Regions from separate parts of the Homo sapiens genome. Here region 1 is linked to region 2. A link is a loop called in an ENCODE intact Hi-C map of the cell type or tissue named here. Cell type or tissue: CD4-positive, alpha-beta T cell. All regions are shown on one strand. Links, peaks and the distances in the headings refer to the core of each region. The heading gives the core; the rest is flanking DNA.

What was found. A loop is a pair of places that touch in the nucleus more often than their neighbours do. Peaks named below come from ENCODE experiments on the same cell type or tissue, not always from the same donor. Only the 100,000 strongest peaks of a DNase experiment are listed, where the experiment ranks them.
Region 1: a loop joins it to region 2, with 2.4 times the contacts of the local background. A loop is called at or near these places in 3 of 110 quality-filtered maps.

What each region holds. Positions count from the first base shown.
Region 1 is chr12:124,395,622-124,403,621 of GRCh38, reverse strand. It overlaps NCOR2 (nuclear receptor corepressor 2), which reads left to right. Exons shown (of 49, transcript NM_006312.6): 16 at 1,061-1,218; 17 at 2,949-3,121; 18 at 5,441-5,503. Among named protein-coding and RNA genes, the nearest start is that of MIR6880, 62 kb to the right of the region's middle. RefSeq lists enhancers at 1-335, 336-980, 3,936-4,435, 7,532-8,000. In CD4-positive, alpha-beta T cell, for the core only: a CTCF peak has its summit at 3,809; DNase peaks (open chromatin) are centred at 3,851 and 5,621.
Region 2 is chr12:124,540,926-124,552,529 of GRCh38, reverse strand. All of the region lies in intron 1 of NCOR2 (nuclear receptor corepressor 2), which reads left to right. Among named protein-coding and RNA genes, the nearest start is that of NCOR2, 21 kb to the left of the region's middle. RefSeq lists enhancers at 573-867, 451-1,269, 3,231-3,470, 7,956-8,490, 9,559-10,092 and a silencer at 1,053-1,347. In CD4-positive, alpha-beta T cell, for the core only: no CTCF peak of the experiment used is centred there; DNase peaks (open chromatin) are centred at 3,479, 3,579, 6,829 and 9,189; H3K4me3 peaks cover 647 bases.

The DNA of each region.
Region 1 (8,000 bases), core at 1-8,000, 150 kb after region 2:
TTAAAAGGCTTTGGGGTTTATTTTTATTTCGCTTGGCTCAGAGGGATGGAAAGATGGTCTGGTTTGGCAGCTGCCTGCAGGGAGGACCTTGGGGTGTCCAAGAAAATCAGTGTGTGCTTTAAAAGAAATCAGGCGGGATGACAGGAAATCGGGAGGCGGTGCCAGGAGGAGCTCACACTCCCTCCTCTATCTCGGTGAGGGGAGGGGCGGTAGGCCCAGAGTGGCTGGGACAGGTCGGGGAGGCAGATGACAGGAAGAGGCCCAAGTAAGGAGGCTGGCTTGGCTCCCAGCCTCTCTGATCTGCTCTGTAAAATGGGCTTGTTCTGTCCCCCTGGGGTGCTGGCATGCGAGGGAGACCAGGCCCAGGCAGCAGAGCAGCCACCTCCACGCAGGCCTGGGGCCTTCCTGGGCTCTGGGGAATCAGGGGCATCCCCCCACCTCCCCGTTTTACAGACTCGGAGACCGAGGCTTAGAGAGGTGGCCTGAGCTCTGTCGGGGGCAGGGCAGGGCTGGGGCATCAGGGGTGTGTCCCCAGCTTCCCAGATGCTCAGGCACCCCTGCCGAGGCTCACCAGGGCACCTCTCTCAACCCAGATCACATCTGCCCCTCTTAAATATCCGGGCCAGATGCGGATGTAAGCATGGTGAGGATTCTCTCATTTCAACCTCCCAGCCCTCAGCTGAGGCACAGGCATGCTGAATACCCCCATTGTCAAGGCGAAGGAGTCGGCACAGAGAGGTTAAGACCCTCATCCAAGCTCACACAGCCACTGTGTGGAAAGGGCAGGAATTGAAGCCAGCACTTCTGACACCAATGCTTCCTGCCCCTCACCCCGACTCCGCCTCCCCAGGCCCCTAGGGCGGCAAGACCCCAGGCCGTGCCTCTCCCCATCTCATGCCAGTGGGGCCTGGCTTCCCGGTTGTTTATGACCTCTTCTGGGTGGACTCCACGGGTTTTCCTCCTCCTCCCCCAGCTCAGGCTGAGCCCAGGTGCAGAGATTCACCTGTTCACGGTTTTCTTCCCTCCCCACTCCCCTCTGCCCTCCCCCGGGGTCTGACAGCAGCAGCAACAACAGCAGCAGCAGCAGCAGCAGCAGCAGCAGCAGCAGCCCATGCCCCGCAGCAGCCAGGAGGAGAAAGATGAGAAGGAGAAGGAAAAGGAGGCGGAGAAGGAGGAGGAGAAGCCGGAGGTGGAGAACGACAAGGAAGACCTCCTCAAGTAAGGCAGCCTGCTGTCCCCTGCAGGGCCCGGCCGCTGACCCAACCCGGGTGGCACACGGTTCTGGGGGACCCTTTGTAGAGACGGGTGGGGTGCCCACCAATTGCCTGTGAGCAGGGGGGAGGGCTTTCTGCTCGTTTGCCCCTGACAGCCCCCCTTCCGGAAGCCCACCCATCGCCCTACTCCTCCTCCCTGGCTCCCCCCTCTCCTCCGCCCTCGCTTTCTTTCTCCAACCCTCTGGAGACTTTAGAGACTGATAGCTCATTTGAGCTCCACTCCTGAGCTAATAAATCCAGGCAATGACTTTGGAACTCTCTGCCTCCCTGCTTCCTCCCGCTCTTTCCTCCTGAGGCGCCAGGAAGGGGGAAAGGGGGATCAGAGGCCCTCCTGGAAGGACTAGGTGTGCAGGCGGCTGCTGTCACCTTTAGAATCATCGATGGCAGTGTGAGTTCTTGCAGATCAAGGCACAGCCTCACCGCGGGGGCCGTGACAGCCTCCTGTGCCTGCCAGGGGCTGCAGGAGTGCAGCCAGCTGGAGAAAGGGGGGCGGCACGACTTAGCGCCAGGTACCTGTAATGGGCTCAGGAATTTGGCTTCAGAGAACATCTGGCTTCCTCACCCCGTCTCCCAGACGCTTCCAGCAAGGGCCTTTCAGGAAGATGAATGGGAAGGCAGAGGTGATCAATCTGAGCCTCCCGCAGTAAAACTCTCCCCAGTCACTTCTGCGAGAGCCCCAGCTCGGGTATCGAGGTTGTGAGCACCCCCACACACCACAGCTAGGCCTGCAGGCTAGGCCTGCATAAAACCAGCAAGAGAGTTTCCTCCTGCCAATGTCTAAGATGATGCCCGGCCCTTGATAATACTGAAGGCCAATGTATTGCCTCTTATAGAGCCCCTCTGGAAATAGCTCCTCTGTGGCGAATAAAATGGCCCTATAAATTGCTGCCAGCCCACGCCCCCATTTAGTTCACCAAATAGTCTTGCAGACAGTATCTCTCTATTTGGTGCATAAAATGGTCTTGCAGATAACCACCAGCCCAGAAGAAAGTAGCCTTGCAGGAAAGCTCCCAGTACCTCCCATTTGGGGAATAAAATAGCCAGCCAATTAACTACCTGTCCACATGGCCTTATTGGTGAATTAAGTTGATAGCCCAGGTTACACCCCCATCCTTTCTTTTTCTTTTTTTTTTTTTTGAGACAGGGTCTTGTTCTGTCACCCAGGCTGGAGTGCAGTGGTATAATCATGGCTCACTGCAGCCTCGACCTCCCAGGCTCAAGAGATCCCCCTACCTTAGCTTCCCAAGTAGCTGGGACCATCAGCATATGCCACCACGCCTGGCTAATTTTCTGATCTTTTTCTTTTGTAGAGATGGAGTCTTGCTGTGTTGCCCAGGCTGGTCTTAAACTCCTGGGCTCAAGCAGTCCTCCAACTTCGGCCTCCCAAAGTGCTGAGATTACAGGTGTGACCCAGCACACCTGGCCGCAACTCCCTTTTGAGAAATAGCATGGTGTTGTCCTGCCAGCTGTACTCCCACTTCTGGTGAACATGGAGCCCCTGCAGACTTGCCCCTGGCCACCCTCACCTCAGGCCTCTCCCCCTCTTTCCTAGCGTCCGATTAGTGCCATGGCTGGCAGCCAGTGCAAATCCAGCTAAAGAAACAGTCTCCTCCAGTGGCTGTTTGATTTCCCGGCTCGGGTGAAGCCATCCTATCTCCCCTCTCTGGCCTGTAGGGAGAAGACAGACGACACCTCAGGGGAGGACAACGACGAGAAGGAGGCTGTGGCCTCCAAAGGCCGCAAAACTGCCAACAGCCAGGGAAGACGCAAAGGCCGCATCACCCGCTCAATGGCTAATGAGGCCAACAGCGAGGAGGCCATCACCCCCCAGCAGAGCGCCGAGCTGGGTGAGCTGGGGGCCAGGGATGCGGGTGGGGAAGGGGCTGGAGACACGGCGGGTTGCGCTCATATGAAAGTTTCGTGCAATTTGAGTTAATTGGCAACAGCCAAGGGGTTGGTGTAAGTCATGGTTGGAGTCAAATCCCAGCGCTACCTACTGGATGTGCTGTGTGGCCCAGCATGAATTCCTGAACCTCTCTGTGCCTCAGGGTCCTCATGTTCTCAGTGGGAGGAATCGGTGGTTACCTCTAACGTGGGGGGACAGTTGTAGTCACTTGCTATGTGAGAAGCACCTAGAACAGTGCCTGGGGTGTAGGAAGAGTTCAGTGGCTTCAACCACAGTGATTTCAGAGCAGGGAGATGTCACAAAAAATTCCCAGTGACCAGTTCCGGATTTTTTGGTTGTCGTTTTTAAAACAGAAGATCTGGCCACGCTTGGCCCAGGTTCCCATGAGGTGGCTGTTGTTGGGAGCCGAGTAACCACCACTCCTTCTTAGAATGTCATGGGCTCTACTTGTCCCCACCCAGCCTCTACCCTGGTAGGCATCTGGTTTTGTACCTTCACTTCCGTGGGCCTCAGTTTCCCCTTCTGTTGAGAAGGGTGTTCATCCCTCACTACCCTCCCAGAAAGTAGAAAAAAATGAGATGATGTGAGTGGCAGTTCCCAAGATTCGCCGCAGGGGGCAGCGGTGTGCGTCTGTTGTCTCTACTTTGTTTAGCTGTTAGGGTCCAGCCCTCCAGCCACTGCGGGAACCCACCCAGGGGCCCAAGCGCTCAGGCCGAAGCCCCGCCTGCCAGGGCTCATTCTCAGGGTGGAGATGCTGCTTCATCTCCCACAGACCCCCACCGTCCCCTGGGGTCCGGGTCATGCACCTGTCTCTTCTTCTCGTGGGATGTAGTTTGGACCTATTTCATAAATGGCCCACTCGAAGCTCAGAGAGGAAACGTTCCCTCTCTAAAAATTTCATTGTAGCTGGGGTTAGAACTCAGCCCCATTGGCCACAGAGCCTATGCAGCTCCTGCAGATATTTTCCAGCTGCCTCTTGGTGGCGGTGTACTTGGAGGCCCAGGGTGAAAGGGCTTTCTTCCTGCCTGATCTCTGGGGATAGTCCTCTCGGACCCAAGGCTGATGCTGGGGGCTCAGCCGCAGGGTGGAAAACACACTCCTAGGCCTTCCATGTCTCTTCTGGCACTGGGCACCCTCAGCACCCCTGGCACCCCTGGCTTCTGTAGGCTTCCTCTGGGAGTCCTGTGGGGAGGAATGGGAGCATCGATGAGGTCCCAGAGAGGCCCAGGCTGTGGCTGCAGAGATGGGGGAGGCTGGGGTGGCTCTGGCCTGTCGGGGCTGATGGGGCTGCCCATGGGGGTGGGGGCCGTCTCCCCTCTTCTGCTGGAACCTTCCGCCACTCCTCAGCCAGCCTCTGTTGGACACATACTCCCCCTGGCGCAGTTCCAGGTGCTGAGTCCATGGAGCTGACGTCCCTCGCACCCACCCCACTCATGGGTCTTAAGCAACTGGAAAGGAAGGGCCAGGGCTCACATCCAGAGGAGCTCGGCAGACAGACCCAAAAATAGTGCCACTGCAGAGATGCAGCCACCTCCAGCCAACCCCAAGGCCAGGTTGTGTCCCTTCCCAGTAACACCAGAAGCCCCTCCTTGTCCTGGATGAGTGGGGGTATGAACATTCCCTCTGGAGCAGGGCTTCTCCGCCATGGGCGATTTTACTCCCCCACTAGGGGACGCCAGGCAGTGTCTGTGAACAGTTTTGATGGTCACAATTGGAGTAGGGTTGCTGGAGTCCAGCGTGCAGAGTCCAGGGTTGCTAAGCATCCTGCCGTGATGGGACAGCCCCACAGTAATAGAAGAGCTGGGCTCCGAGAGGGTCCTCGGTCAGATGAGGTCCCGGCCCACCTGAAGCTTGTGTCCCACTGTCGCCACGTCACCAGGTGACCCCTTTCCCAACAGAGTGCAGGCAGAGGCAGTCATGGTCAAGGCCCTTGACTGCTTCAGTGTCCCCTTCTATAAAATGGGGTGATCGCAGGTGCCCCGACTTCAGCGGCTTGTGTGGAGGTTGGCCCCGACCAACGGCACGTGGGACTGCCCAGCACAGCTCCAGCCCAGCATAAAGGCTCAGGGAGTCAGGTGCCACGGTGGGTACTGGCTGGGGAGGGGCGTCTGAAATGTGGCCTTCCCACGGGGTTCAGAGCCGTGCGGTGACACCGTCAAGGCCTGGTCTACTCCCTCCCTGGCTCAAAGGAGAGAAAAGGGCAGAAGGCAAAGTGCCTCCTCTCCCGGCTCCTGCCAATAACCTGGCATCTTCTTTTCAGCCTCCATGGAGCTGAATGAGAGTTCTCGCTGGACAGAAGAAGAAATGGAAACAGCCAAGAAAGGTGAGGGGTGTGTGGCGGCTTTAAGCCTTGTTGGTTTGCATCCAGGGCGCCTGAAGCTCACGTGCTGGGGAGGGTGTTGACACATTTGGCCTTGAGCCAGGGGCTGTGGTGAGGCCTCTGGTGAGGTTCTGGTTCTGGGCTGTTCTCAGGTTTGTCACCCTGGAGCCTCAGTTTTACCTTCCAGAAAATGGGTCTGTGCAGCTGCGCTGTCAGGCTTGTCTTTGTGACTTGAGGGCGCAGCTCAGAGAGACACAGCTTGTGCTGTGCATGTAGTCAGCGAGTGGCTTCTGGGTGACCTCTGTGGCCAGCACCTCTGGGCCTTGGGGACAGAGCAGTGGCAGCACACCTGGGTATCTCGGGACAGTCAGAGCTTGCCGGCGGCCATCTCGGTAGAGTCCTGGGGTCAGGGAGACCTGCAGGGCGTTCATCCAGCCCTTAGAGCCCCAAAGGTCCTATCCTGGGCTCAAGTGTGCTGGGGCTTTGGAAACCTGTCTCAGGTTTGAGCACCCCAATCTGGGTGACGGGTTCTGGAGTGGATGGGGACACCCAGGCCGTTGGGGACAGTCGTGGGAGTGGCTCACACGGCAGGGAGCCAGCAGGCATTGGTGCTGGCAGCAGAAGCCATCCCGAGCAGATGGCCTTGTGATGTGCAGCACCGTGGGGGCTGGGGTCCAGTGCCTCCTAAGCCGGATCCCCTCTCAGCTGTGCTGTCTCCTGGCCAAGATCTTTACTTCCCAGCACAGTGACCTGCCTCTGGGCCTCGGTTTGCCCGTCTGTTGAGTGGGAGGGTCGTCTAGGTTGGCTGTGCGGAATCAGATAACCCTGTGTGAGGGCCCATGGTGGGCTGAGTGGGAGCGAATCTCCTCCCTCCCTCGGCCGTGCCTGGCCTGGGGCAGGGGCTGTCGGAGCTGGCGCATCACTGGCAGCACTGCTGAGGCCGGGGCAGCACCTGGCTCCCACGGCACGCTCACTCTCGGTTATCTAAGAGGTGGGGCCTGCTCCTGTCCCCGCCCATGTCCCTGTTTGTGGGCAAGGAGCCAGGAAGCAGAGGCCAAGGAGTGCCACGGGTTCCGGAGCTGGTGTGTGGGGCTGGGAGCAGGCCCAGGCCCCCACTCCCCGTCCCTGTCCCGTGCTTGGTCCCGTGGCCCTGCTGGAGTCGAGGCTGTCTGTGACGTGCGGTTTCTTTGTGCAGAAAGCTCCAGGTCGTGACTTATGGAGGGAACAAAGGCCCTTTATAGCAAACGCTCTTGGCACATAAGGGCAGGTGTATCTGAGAACAGCCTGGATCACGGGGCTCCTGGGCCCGGCCCCGTCCTCCACTGTAGTTGTGGGGGGTGCTGAGGGTCCCCACAGCCCTGAGAAGACCCCCACAGCCCCCGCCCTCACCCCGGGACCCTGCCCCTCGCCCTCAGAGCTCCTCCGGGGGCAGTCTGCCCTCCGCCCCCCAGGCTGAGGTGAACCTGGACCCAGAGAGACCCTCGCACCATTCAGGAAGGAGGGCCTGCCTGCCGCTGCAGGTCAGGCTCTGTGTGTGGTGAGTGAGAGGCATGCCAGCGGGGCCTGGGCACTGTATCCAGCTGGTAGGGCCTGGGCACTGTATCCAGCTGGTAGGGCCTGGGGCTGCTGTCAGCCCCCAGAGAGGCCACATTGTTGTTTCTCTGTCTTTAATGTCCACTTGGTGGTTTCTGGCATGTATTTCATTATAGGCTGCAAAAGAAGCTTTATTGAAATTGTGTGATTCCCGCCGCCTTTTATTTAATTTTGAGATGATACACATGGCACGAAGCTCAGCATTCTAACCACTGGAAAGTGAACATCTCAGTGGCATGAAGTACATCTGCATTGGTGTGCAACCCTCACCACTGCCTAGTTCCAGAACTTTTTCTCACCCCAGATGGAAATCCCATACCCATTAGCAGTCCCTCCCAGGGCCCCGCCCCAGCCCTACCAGCCCCTGGCAGCCACTAATGCACTCTCTGTCTCTGTGGATTGGCCTGTTCTGGGCGTTTCCAATGAATGGAATCCTACAGTTTGTGGCCTTTTGTGTCTGGCTCCTTTCTGGGAGCATGATGGTTCTGAGGTTCATCTGAGTAGCTTTGTACGGCTGAATAATATTCCCTCACCTGCACGGACCACATTTTGTCGGTCGTTCATCTCTTGGGGGATGTGTGGGTTGTTTCCATGTGGCTGTTGTGAAGAGTGCTGCTGTGAGCATTTGTGTAAAATTGTGTGAGATTTTTAATCACAGGTGAGTCCCTGGGATCTCAGCCTGTTGGCTGGGAGATTTCCCAGAGCACCCACCCATCGGAGGACTCCGCGTGGACATCCCCAAACGGTCAGCCCAGGGTCCCACCGCCTCTCCATCCCTTCTCGTGTCTCGTGTTGTCACTACCACCTCCTCACCGGTGACCACCCCCGCCCCCACCGCCCATTGCCTGAGAACTGGGAAGACAGTGCCTGCCCTCTGTTTGCCTTCTGGAAGGGCAGATCCGGAGGC
Region 2 (11,604 bases), core at 2,161-10,160:
TCCTACCATTGGTGACCTTGGAATTAAGTGACCCCTCAGTTTCTTGACCTTGACCTGGGGGCTGTGGCTGAAGAGCACAGAGTGAAGAGAGAAACCTGCAAACGGTAAAGGGCTGTGCTAGTGAAAAGCAAAATGTAAAAGAAACACACAGAGGCAGAGAGACATTTGTGCTTTCTTTATTCTTTTCTCTTCTTTAGTGGTTTTTTTTTTTGAGACAGGGTCTTGCTCTGTTGCCCAAGCTGGAGTCCAGCTCCATTCGCAGCTCACTGCAGCCTCGACCTCCCAGGCTCAAGCAATCCTCCCATCTCAGCCTCCTGAGTAGCTGGGACTACAGGCACATGTCACCATGCTCTGCCAGTTGTTTTGATTTTTAGTAGAGATGAGGTGTCATTATGTTGCCCGGGCTGGTCTTGAACTCCTGAGCTCAGGAGATCCTCCTGCCTTGGCCTCCCAGAGTGCTGTGGTTACAGGTGTGAGCCACTGCACCCAGCCCCTTTTTACTTTTTCTTTTTTTTTAATCCCTTAAGTCCAGCTGGAGTACCTGGTCCCAATGGTTGACCAGAAAATAAATAAGTCCCCAGCATGTCTCATGACAAGCCACAGTTGATTTCTCCCGGCTGGGTCTCCCATGTGGGCTCTTGGAGCCGCGGCCTTTCCCAAGGGGCGGGTGTTCCGGATTCTCAGAACAGCAGGGCACATGCTGCTGCCTTCCAGCTTATTAAAAAGAGGAAGAAAACGGCCCGCGCCTCCTTCCCCCAGGCCTCTGGGCCTGCATGCAGAAACCTGAAGCCTGCAATTAAGTGAAACTCGATCCTTAGTGGGGAGAGGTTCTCCTGGGCTGCTGGAAGAGACTCCAGGTCCCAGACCCCGAGGAGGACCACTGGCTTGTCACAGACTATGTGGGGTCTTGGGGGCAAAGAGGCGGCCAGGGGAGAGAGGAGAGAGGGAGACCAGGCCGGCCGAGCCTTAGCCCAGGACACCAGACTCGGGGCTGTAAGCTAAGGTGGCTTTTGTTAAAAGAGAAAAAAATGACAGGTGACTTTCAAGTCACGGGAGCCCCCTTCCTGGAGGCCACCGCCTCTCACTGGGGCCTGGGCTTTTCCACGAGCCTCTGTGTATCGCTGCACGGCCTGGGAACCTGCCTTGTCTGTGGACACGTGGATCTGTGCGCGCTGCTCTCCTGTTTGCTACTGGGGGAGCCGTATGACTGCTAGTTTTGTAGGTCAAAAGTGGTCGAGTATTGACAGCTTTGTATATAATTCAGTGCAGTCGTTTTCTCGGCTAGACAAGCGGCAGACCTGAGTGGTTCCAGACACTTTGTTCTCATGCACCTTATCACATGACTCTGCCTCAGTTTCCTAATATGTAAAATGAGGACCTAAGCAGTCCTCACCTTCTAGGGTTGTTTTGAGAATTAGAAGGGTAATAGACACAGCATCCAGAACCGTGGCATTAGCTATCATTATTTTTATCTGTATGATTACAGGTTTTCACCATGTGCTGGTGCAAACCAGCTTTGATCCAGTTGGCTAATTTTAACTTCTTGTAGTATTTTGTCATGGGGATGTGACGTGAGCTTGGTGTGTTTCCTGGAGAAAGCTACTTGGTGCTTGCCATGGGAAGGGGCTGCCGGGGACTTTCTAGAGAGCACCTCTGGGTGCCTGGGTGCCGTGGCCAGTGGATTTGCCAGCTCTGGGCTTCTCCTGGTGATGCCAGGGGTGCTCCACGGGGGCTTTGCTGGGTCAGCCCTCTCTCCATTGAGGTGTGGGCCCCCCTGCCAGGTCCTAGTGGAGCCACCCAGGGCCAGGCTGGGCATGTGGTTTGGCAGCTGCTTTACATAAAAGACTGTTTTTGGTTTTTGGAAGCAGAACAAATGTGTTCTCTATAAGCTGGAAAATCAGGAAGGAAAAGCTTGCACATAAAAAATACAACCACGTTCCTACCCCCCAGAGAGAGACTGCCAGCCTCCTGGCCAATGTAGTTTCTGATGAAAAGGAACAGAGCTGTCCTCCCCCCCGTTCACCATCCTCCCCCTGCCAGTGGCTGCTGGGGGAAGGAGCTATGAGATATACAGATTGTGGAGCCCCCACTCTAGACCCAGTAGGTTAGACTCCTGAAGGATGGGGCAGGTATTTGGCAGCTGGGGTGGGGCTGTGAGTCAGTGGGACCTGGGTTCAGGTCCCGCCTCTGCCTTCCTTCCATTAGGTGGGGCAGGAAGCCTTGCCTCTCTGAGCCCTGTGACCTCGTCTTCTTGAATGTGTCCTGCAGGGAGGCCCTGCACACAGTGGGTGCCCAACTGACACTCTCATGCATTTGGTAAGAACGGCAGGGTTCTCAGCCTGGGCACTGTTCGGGTTTTGGGGGTTGGGTCACTCTCTGTTGCAGGGGCTGCTCTGGGCAACACCCCTGCTTCCATCCACCAGACCCCAGTAGCACCTCAGCCCCCTTTGCTGCCGCCAGAAATGCCTCCAGACATTGCCTGCGGTCCTCTGGGGGTCACAGTCACTCCCGCCAGACCCCTGCGATACAGGATCTTAGAGAGGGACCTCAGGAGGGGAGAAAGGTCCTGCGAAGGAGTTTTCCTCGGAGCTTGCGCCCAGCATGTAGATTTTGTTCATTCACATACTTGCCATAAGTACCTAGCGTGTACTTCCCCTAGGCAGGCGTGACACTCTGCCCATCCACCCCTGCCTTCCCAGTGGGATAGGGTGGTGACTCAAGGCCCCGTTCCTGCCGCCCTCTCTCCCTCCGTGAAACGTGATAAGGTTATCTTGAGGGGTTGCTGGTGATACGGCGAGGCGCTCTGTCACCTTCAGGCGGGCTGTTTTCTTTCTGGGCCTCGGTTTCCCCATCTGGAGAAGGGTGTTCGTAATAGCATTTACCTCCTGGGTTGCAGTGGGGAGTCAGGAGTCACTGTGGCTGTGATGATGAGCCCATGATGTGTGACCGCTTCTGTCCTGGGGCTCCCTCAGCCCGCTGTGCCCCGGCGCTGGGGCAGAAGCCCTTGGTACCTTCTCTGTGCCTGGCCTCGCGGGTGGGGGTTTCTACTGCAGGGGGCTCAGTTGCCTTCCTCCCCAGGCCCCCAAGGAGCCAGCTCAGCAGAGATCCCTAGGGGGATTAAGTGGGTTCATTTGATCCCGAACGTGAACCTGAGCAGGCGGCTTATCTCCTCGAAAGCCAGACGGGCAGTGGGCCACCCGGCCAAGCGGGGAGTGTGGGATTTTATCCTCCAGCCGCGGCCCTGCCCCTCCCACCGCCAGCCCCTCAGCTGCGTGCCTGCCTGTCTCAGTGCGGCACATGCCACGTGAATTCATCTGATCCTCTCGGTGATCTCGTGACCCAGCAACCATCATCATTGCCAGGCAAGCAGCGAAGGCTCAGAGAGGTTAGCTCCCTGGCTCAGCGCCACACTGCATCCCAACCACCCTGACAATATTTACCCCATAGACTTGGGAAATCCCCTCTACTCCTGGGCAATGAAATTCCTCCTTAATACAGACTAGACTCGACACAGAATTAACAACAACAGCAAAAATCTGTGCGGTGCCCCAACCGTCGGGTAAGGGGAAGCGGGGAAACGAGAGGGAGGAGTGGCTGGCTCCCACTCAGAATGAGTAAGCGTGGATTCGCGAGAAAGCAGATCAGAGCCCTGCAGTGCTGGGGGGAGAGGAGAGTGACATTTAAGAAACAGCTAGTATTTGGACTGGTTCTGGCAGGTTTTTTTGAATGGCCAGGTCATTTGAAAACTGTGTAGGGAGGGTGACTTTTATGGAGTAGGACTGTCCCAAAGGCCATGAGCCAGTCATGGGGCAGCCAAAAACATCCCTGGGGTGGGGACCCTGCCATGGAGATCCCCCGCCCCGCCCTAACAGCACAGAAAAAAATAACAGGAACAGTAAAGATAATATGCTGTTATTGTGAGATGGAATAATAATAAACAGTAACTATGTTTGGGGGGGAACAGCATTGCCATCGAGACCCTCTGTTTTCATATCAATAATAATGACAAAAAGAAAAGAATGGCAGACCAGGCACCATGATGGACCCCCACTCTGTCGCCGTCTGGCTTGGACGACTGCAGTAGCCTCTTCGGGGTCCCCAGTCCACTCTGGTCACACCTGTCTGGTCTCTGAGTTGCAGCCAGAGGGATCCCATCAGAAGGTCCATGAGACTCTGGCCCCACACTCTCCATTCTCTTCCCACTGCTCTGAGAATAAATTCAGAGGCCACCCGGGAGCTCCTCAGCCCTCACCGACCGCATCTGCCTCTGGGCCTTCGCGTTTGTTGTTCCCCCCACCTGGAATGCTGTTCCCTGCATATTGACACAGCTGGCTCCTTGCTGCCATTCAGGTCCCAGCTCAGTGCACGTTTAGGAGGCCTGATGTGATGTGGAGGAGAGTTAGAGTGGAGGAGAGGTCCCATAGGAGGGGACCTGCCCGGCCTGGGGCACCCCAGGCCCCTCTCTCCCACCAGCTGGCTCCTTCACCAGATTCCACATCATCATAGTTCTTATGGTTATTTTATAACCTTACAAGTTTTAGAATTATATCTCATTCTGTATGTGTATTTATATATATGTTGTTATATATATGAATATGTATTCTTTATAACACACTTTTCTCATATAAAAATATATGATTGGTCTCTCCATACAATGGAATATTATTCAGCCATGAAAAGGAATGAAGTACGGATGCATGCTACACTGCGGGTGAACCTTGAAACCATGATGCTGAGTGAAAGAAGCCAGACACACAAGGCCACATAGTGTACGATTCCACTTTCATGAAATGCCCAGAACAGGCAAACCCATGGAGACAGAAAGCAGATTGGTGGTTGCCAGAGGCTGGAAGGAGGGGACCTGGGGAGAACCTACTCCATGTTGATGGGGTCTCCTTTTAGAGTGATGAAAATGTTTTGGAATTAGATAGAGGTGATGGTCGCACAGCACTGGGAATGTCCTAAATGTCAGAGCTGCCTACTTTATAGTGGTTAATTTTATGTAATGTGAATTTCTTCTCCATTTGAAAAATGTGGGAACTAAAAAAATGGAGTAGTCCCCCCTTAATCTTGGGGGATATATTCTAAGACCCCCAGTGGATGCCTGAAGCTGCAGACAGTATGGAACCCTATATACACTCCATCTTTTCCTACACATACAGACCTATGACAAGGTTTTCTTTACAAATTAGGCACAGTGAGAGATTAACAACCATAACTAATAATAAAATAGGACAGGCCAGGTGTGGTGGCTCATGCCTGTAACCCCAGCACTTCGGGAAGCCAAGGTGGGTGGATCTCTTGAGGCCAGGAGTTCGAGACCAGCCTGGCCAACATGGTGAAACCCCGTCTCTACTAAAAATACAACAAAATGTAGCCAGTCGTGGTGGCGAGTGCCTGTAATCCCAGTTACTCAGGAGGGTGAGGCAGGAGAATCACTTGAACTTGGGAGGTCGAGGTTGCAGTGAGCCGAGATTGCACCATTGCACTCCAGCCTGGGCGACAGAGCGAGACTCCATCTCAAAAAAAATAAAAATAAATAAAATATTATAAAAAGACAATGTTAACGGTATGCTAGCATCACTACTCTTGTGCTTTGGGGCCATTGTTCAGTCAGATAAGGGCTACTTGAATACAGGCACTGCTCTACCATCACAGTTGATCTGATTCCCGGGATGGACACTCACAGGCAGGACCGTCTGCAGAGTGGGTCCTCCCGGGCAGAGGGAGGGGTCATGTCCTGGGCTGGACAGGACGCGACGGTGCAAGATCTCATCATGCTACTTAGAACAGCGTGCAATTTAAAACTTAGGAATTGGCTGGGCGCGGTGGCTCATGCCTGTAACCCCAGCACTTTGAAAGGCCAAGGTGGGTGGATCTCGAGGCCAGGAGTTTGAGACCAGCCTGGCCAACATGGTGAAACCCTGACTATACTAAAAATACAAAAATTAGCTGAGCGTGATGGCAGACGCCTGTAATCCCAGATACTCAGGAGGCTGAGGCAGGATAATCACTTGAACCCAGGAGGTGGAGGCGGAGGCTGCAGTGAGCTGAGGTCACACCACTGCACTCCAGCCTGTATAACAGAGTGAGAAAAACAAAACAAAACAAAAACCCAAAACCCAAAAACTTACGAATTGTTTATTTGTGGAATTTTCCGTTTGTTTTCAGACCACCATACTGAAACTGTGGAAAGCTGCCGTGGCTAAGCAGGAACTGCTGTACATATTTATTAAGCCCTTACTGTATGCTGGGCATTCACTCTTACTGTAGGCAGGCATTCGCTCACTGAGCCTCTGAGTCAGCCCTGTGAGCTGAGTTTCTATTTTACGGCGAGGAAACAGGCAGGCTCGGAAGGGTTAAGCCACGTGCCCAGGGTCACAGAGCTAGAAAGCAGTGCAGCTAGGTTTTGAACCCGGGTCTCAGACCCTATCCTGAGATCACGAGACCTGTGCTCTGTGGCCTTGCTGCAGGCTGAGCCCTGCAGGGAGCAGAAACAGCCTGTGCCTGGGATGGGTCTCTCCTGCCTGTCTATGCTTCACCTATGCATACCCCTGAACTGCTGCCCCAGGTAATGTGTGGCTTTGCATGTGTCCTGGGTGACACGGAGACTCTGAGGTGGGGCCAGTTCACAGCTCTGCCTGTGTGCATGGAACTTTGCTCATCTGCCGGGCCCAGAGAGGGTCCCCAGGCTGAAAGGCTGTTCCACGCCACTCGTCCCCCACCCCCACCCTCACCCTGACCACAGAAGCAAGAACTTCCCAGCACGGGGCGGCGCAGGGAAGCAGCGTGGCTCACTCTGTGGAGTATGTGGGGCCACTGGGCTGTTTCAGTTTCTGCTGCGTTTCTTGCTCTGACTCAGGGCCCTGACCCCAGCCGGGCCACTTGGGCTTCTGAACGCCTGCTGGGCTGAGCTGAGCTCACCGGTACATGAGAAAGATCCCGGGCTGAGCTGCCCTTGCCTGGCGTCTTTGGGCCTTGGTTTTCCCATCTGTGTGGTGGGGGCTTCGAGGGTCCCCGTGTGTCGGTGGGTTGGTGTGGAGGGATTGGGTGTGGACACCAGGGGCTGAAAGCTGATGGGGACCCATGGGGAAACCTGTGCCTCGGACCCCTCCAGACCAGAGGCTCCTGCAGAGCCCTGCCCATGGAAGATCTGGGTCAGGGGCTGCCTTGTCTCTGGGTGCTTCTGTTGTCACTGGCCTCTGGCCCCAGCCTGGTGGTCACCAAAGCCTATGTTTCCCCTGGGCCTGCTGCGGAGGTGGGAGGCAGGGAAGGTGGGCTCTTATCCAGTCCTCTCATCGTGGCCCTCCGAGACTCTGCTCCCTCCCCCTGGGCCCCGCTTCTGGGTGTTCGAGGTGCTGGGGACATTGGTGTCTCAGTAGGGTTGCAGGCTGGCAAGGGGCCCTGGGGAGGTGGCCTGGTGAACCCCGATGGTGAGCTTCAACTGAGCACTGCTGGGTGCCAGGTTGTAAATTTCTCTTCAGAGTAGCCCCTGGCATCATCCCCGTTTTACAGATGGGCACACTGAGGTTCCGAGAAGCAAGGCACCTTCCTCAGGCTTTAAAAAATGACAGCACTAGGGCTGGAGCGGGAGCCAGCCTGATTTTAGCCACCTAATATAATTGCCTCCGTTTCACCGAGAGGAAACTGCCTCTGCGAAGTTGAGCAGCACACACAGGGGTCGCAGTCTCCTGCCAAGATGAGATGGCTCAGGGATTTGATCTGGGTCTCAGGCCCATTTGGGGCCCACCGGGGACTCTGTATGTCAGCCCCACTTGTGCCTGGCTGTCCCCTCCTGTGTGTGGGCACCGGCTGAATGGTGGAAGCAGGTCCCTCCTGGGAGCAGGTCACGGGTGCTGGGGCTGCATCCCTGACCTACCCTGGGCCCGGGCGGGTGTGGAGGCAGAGGAGGATGTCCTGGGGGTTTGAGTGGGGGCGGAGCCTGCTTGTGAGGTGGAAGGTGGGGCAACTGAATCAGTGTGGGCCACCCTCCCACCCTGAATATCCCCAGGCCCTCGTGACAAATCTCTTTCACCATCTCTTGACCCAGCAATTAATTGCTTCTGGCGGATGGTGCCCCCGCCCTCCAGGGAGCTTCTAAAGGCCAGACCCTGCTCCTGGGCGGGCAGCCCGGGGCAGAGGCTGGGGAGAGTCTGCAGTGGTTTTTCTGTTCAGCTGCAGATTCAGGGGTCCCCAGGCCAGGCAGCCTCTCTGGGAGAAGCCAGCAGCTGACATTTTGGGGTACTTGCTCTGCCTATCTGTGGGGCTAAACCTGAGTTCATCTACAGCATACTGTGAGGCAGGTGTTGTGATGTTCCTCTTTTACAGACAGGGTCACTGCGGGGCATAGAGAGGTTTCCCGAAGCTTCCATCTCATCCAGCAGTCTCCAGTGCACCCTTTCCATTCATCTCCCTCCCCGCTGGGGCTCCCCGGGCAGGGGGTGCCGGGCAGAGGCGGCGTCGCTGGTGCTGACTGACGCTGAGTGTGGATCCCAGTCCTGGGAACTCTCTGGGAGGGCTTTCTTGCCTCACTGCCTCCATCTGCACAGGGGGAGGATGTGGGGCGGTTGTTAAGAATTAAACGAGTTAATCATCGTAAGGGGCTTAGCATTGTGCGGAGGCAGCGAAACCCTGAGCTTCAGGCACCGAGGGGCTGTCGGTGCCTGTGAGGGTGAGGGGGCTGGACAGACAGGTGGACGGACAGCTGGCCTTTCCGTGCTGCCGCGTGGGGCCTCCGCGGCCTCCCGGCCTGGGCTGCGCTCCCTGCCCTGTCGTGGCCCGTGCTTGGCCATGAGCCAGGCTGCTGCCACCCCGACAGAGCCCGCGTCCCCCTTCCCTCCCAAAAGCGGTCGATACCCCGGCTCCTTCCTGGCCTCTAATTGCTCCTGCCGGCTGCTGTCTCTGATGGCGGCCCCACACCCCGCAGCGAGGAGAGGGGCGGCGAGGTTTCTGGGAAGCCTAGTCCCTGCTAAATCCACGGCGCTGTCGGGGTGGAGAATGGAGTGGCCGAGGGCAGAGGGTCAGATGCTCGGGGTCCCGTCTCCCCGCCCCTCACTGGCTGTGTGACCTGGGGCAGGTAACCCCGTGTGGGTCTGTTTCCCCACCCCTGAAACAGGGTCCGGACAGTGGAGATGCACGTGGCCTGGCAGGAAGTGAGGGCTGTTATTATTGTGATGATCGTTGTCATGGTTTTTTGCAGCGGCTCCTCCCCAGTCGCTATGCCCGGTGTCAGTGCAGCCTTCCTTGTTGGGAGCAGACAGGTGGCCCTGGGGCTGGGGCGCGTTCCTGGGCAGGGCACGGGGTTGCTCCTCAGTCCCCCTCTGGACGGGGCTGCGGCCCATCCCCACCTCCCTACTGATCCCATTGCAGGCCCTGATCACTCACATCCATGCTGCCAGCCCCCTTGGCCTTGGTCTGGTGGCCCTTGCCCTAGCTGGTGGAGGAGGGATGGGAGGGAGAGAGGCTGTGACCCCCATCTTCGCCCACCCACCCGCCCTTGGCTGTTGCAGTCCAGTGGGGACTGAGACCTTGGTGAACTCTGGGTGGCTGCCTCTGCAGATTCCAGGAGGGCTGGCACGGGGCAGGCTGCCTCAGCTGTCCCTGGAGAAGGAAAACATATCCCGGCGGCTTCTCAATGGAAGGGCTGCGGAGCCTGCCTCCCTCCCGCTCTGGCTGTCTGGACTGCTGGCTACCACAGGGACGGGGACCAGGTGACACCACTGCAGGAGACAGGGGAGGCTCCTTGTTCACCCCGTGTGGGAAGATGTATCCGGTGGACCCCGGCCGGCCCTGGGAGGGCGGTGAGCCGCCTCCATGTCTCACGGCACCTAGGTTGTGCTGTGCTGGAAGTCCCCAAACTCCAGCCTGCAGGGAAGGCTTCTGGGAGTCATGCCTGCCCCTTGGGGGCCAGGGTCTGATCTGTGGGTCTGCGGGGTCCAGTTTAGAGCTTCTGCGGAGCACGCCCCGAGGCTGGCTCATGCTGGCCTGGCAGGTTCCTAGGGCCTGGGACGGGCGCTGAGGGTCTTGGCCTCGGTGCCCAGGGCAGAGGTGGCCTGGAGTGGAGCCTGGGCTGCTGTCGCCCACCTCGCCCATCTCTGTGGGCCCTGTGGGTGCTCAATCAACACCCGTCCTTCTCCCTTCTGGAAGATGTCCCTCATGTGGCCCTGCCAAGGGTGTGGCTGTTGTGGCCGGTGTGGCCGCTGGTCAGGGGAGGCTGGGCTGAGAGGGAGGATTTATACTGAGCCCTGGGCTTGAGTAATCATGGGTCCTGGAGGCACAGGAGCCCCGAGGCAATGGCCCGCCCTGTTCCTGTGGCTGCTGCAGGTCTGGTGGGAAAGGCTCCAGAGTCCAGACACCAAGCCCTTGCCCAGCATTGAGGCTGGAGCCCCACAGTTCTGATCCTCCATGCAGGAAGAGGCTGAGGCTGGGTCTGGGAGGGCAAGAGGTCGATGCCTCCATGGAGCCCTCAGGGATTGACCCAAAGGTGTCCTCGCTGGCCCTGCCCCACACTGTTCCTACTCAGTTATGTGTTCCACTGGAGCACGTGGCTCCCCTCCTGTGGCCAGGAACACAGCCCCCATCCCCTTCCAGCTCTCCACTCCCCATCCCCCTCCAACTCTCCACCCCCTCCCCCTCCAGCTCTCCACTCCCCACCCCCTCCATCTCCACTCCCCACCCCCTCCATCTCCACTCCCCATCCCCCTCCATCTCCACTCCCCATCCCCCTCCATATCCACCCCCATCCCCCTCCATATCCACCCCCATCCCCCTCCATCTCCACTCCCCATCTCCCTCCAGTTCCACTCCCCATCCCCCTCCAGCTCTCCACTCCCCACCCCCTCCATCTCTACTCTCCATCCCCTTCCATCCTCACCCCCATCCCCCTCCAGCTCCATCCCCACCCCCCCACCATCTCCACTCCCCACCTGCTCCATCTCCACTTCCCATCCCCTTCAATCTCCACTCCTCATACCCCTCCATCACCACTCCCCTTCCCTCTCCATCTCCACTCCCCACCCCTCCATCTCCTCCTCCATCCCCTTCCATCTCCACTCCCCGTCCCCCTCCAGCTCTCCACTCCCCATCCCCCTCTAGCTCTCCACTCCCCACCCCATCCAGCTCCACTCCCCATCCTCCTCCAGCTCTCCACTTCCCATCCCCCTCCAGCTCTCCACTTCCCATCCCCTCCATCTCCACTCCCCATCCCCCTCCAGCTCTTCACTCCCCATCCCCCTCCATCTCCCCCATCCCCCTCTAGCTCTCCACCCCCAGCCACTTCCATCTTCTCTCCCCATCTCCCTCCATCTCCACCTCCATCCCCCTCCATCACTGCTCCCCATCCCCCTCCATCTCCACTCCCCATCTCCCTCCAGCTCTCCACTCCCCATCCCCCTCCAGCTCTTCACTCCCCATCCCCCTCCAGCTCTCCACTCAATCCCCCTCCATCTCCACTCCCCACCCCCTCCATCTCCACTCCCCATCCCCCTTCATCTCCACCCCATCCCCCTCCATCTCCATTCCCCATCTTCCTCTAGCTCTTCACCCCAGATCCCCCTCCAGCTCTCTACTCCCCATCCCCCTCCATCTCCACTCCCCATCCCCCTC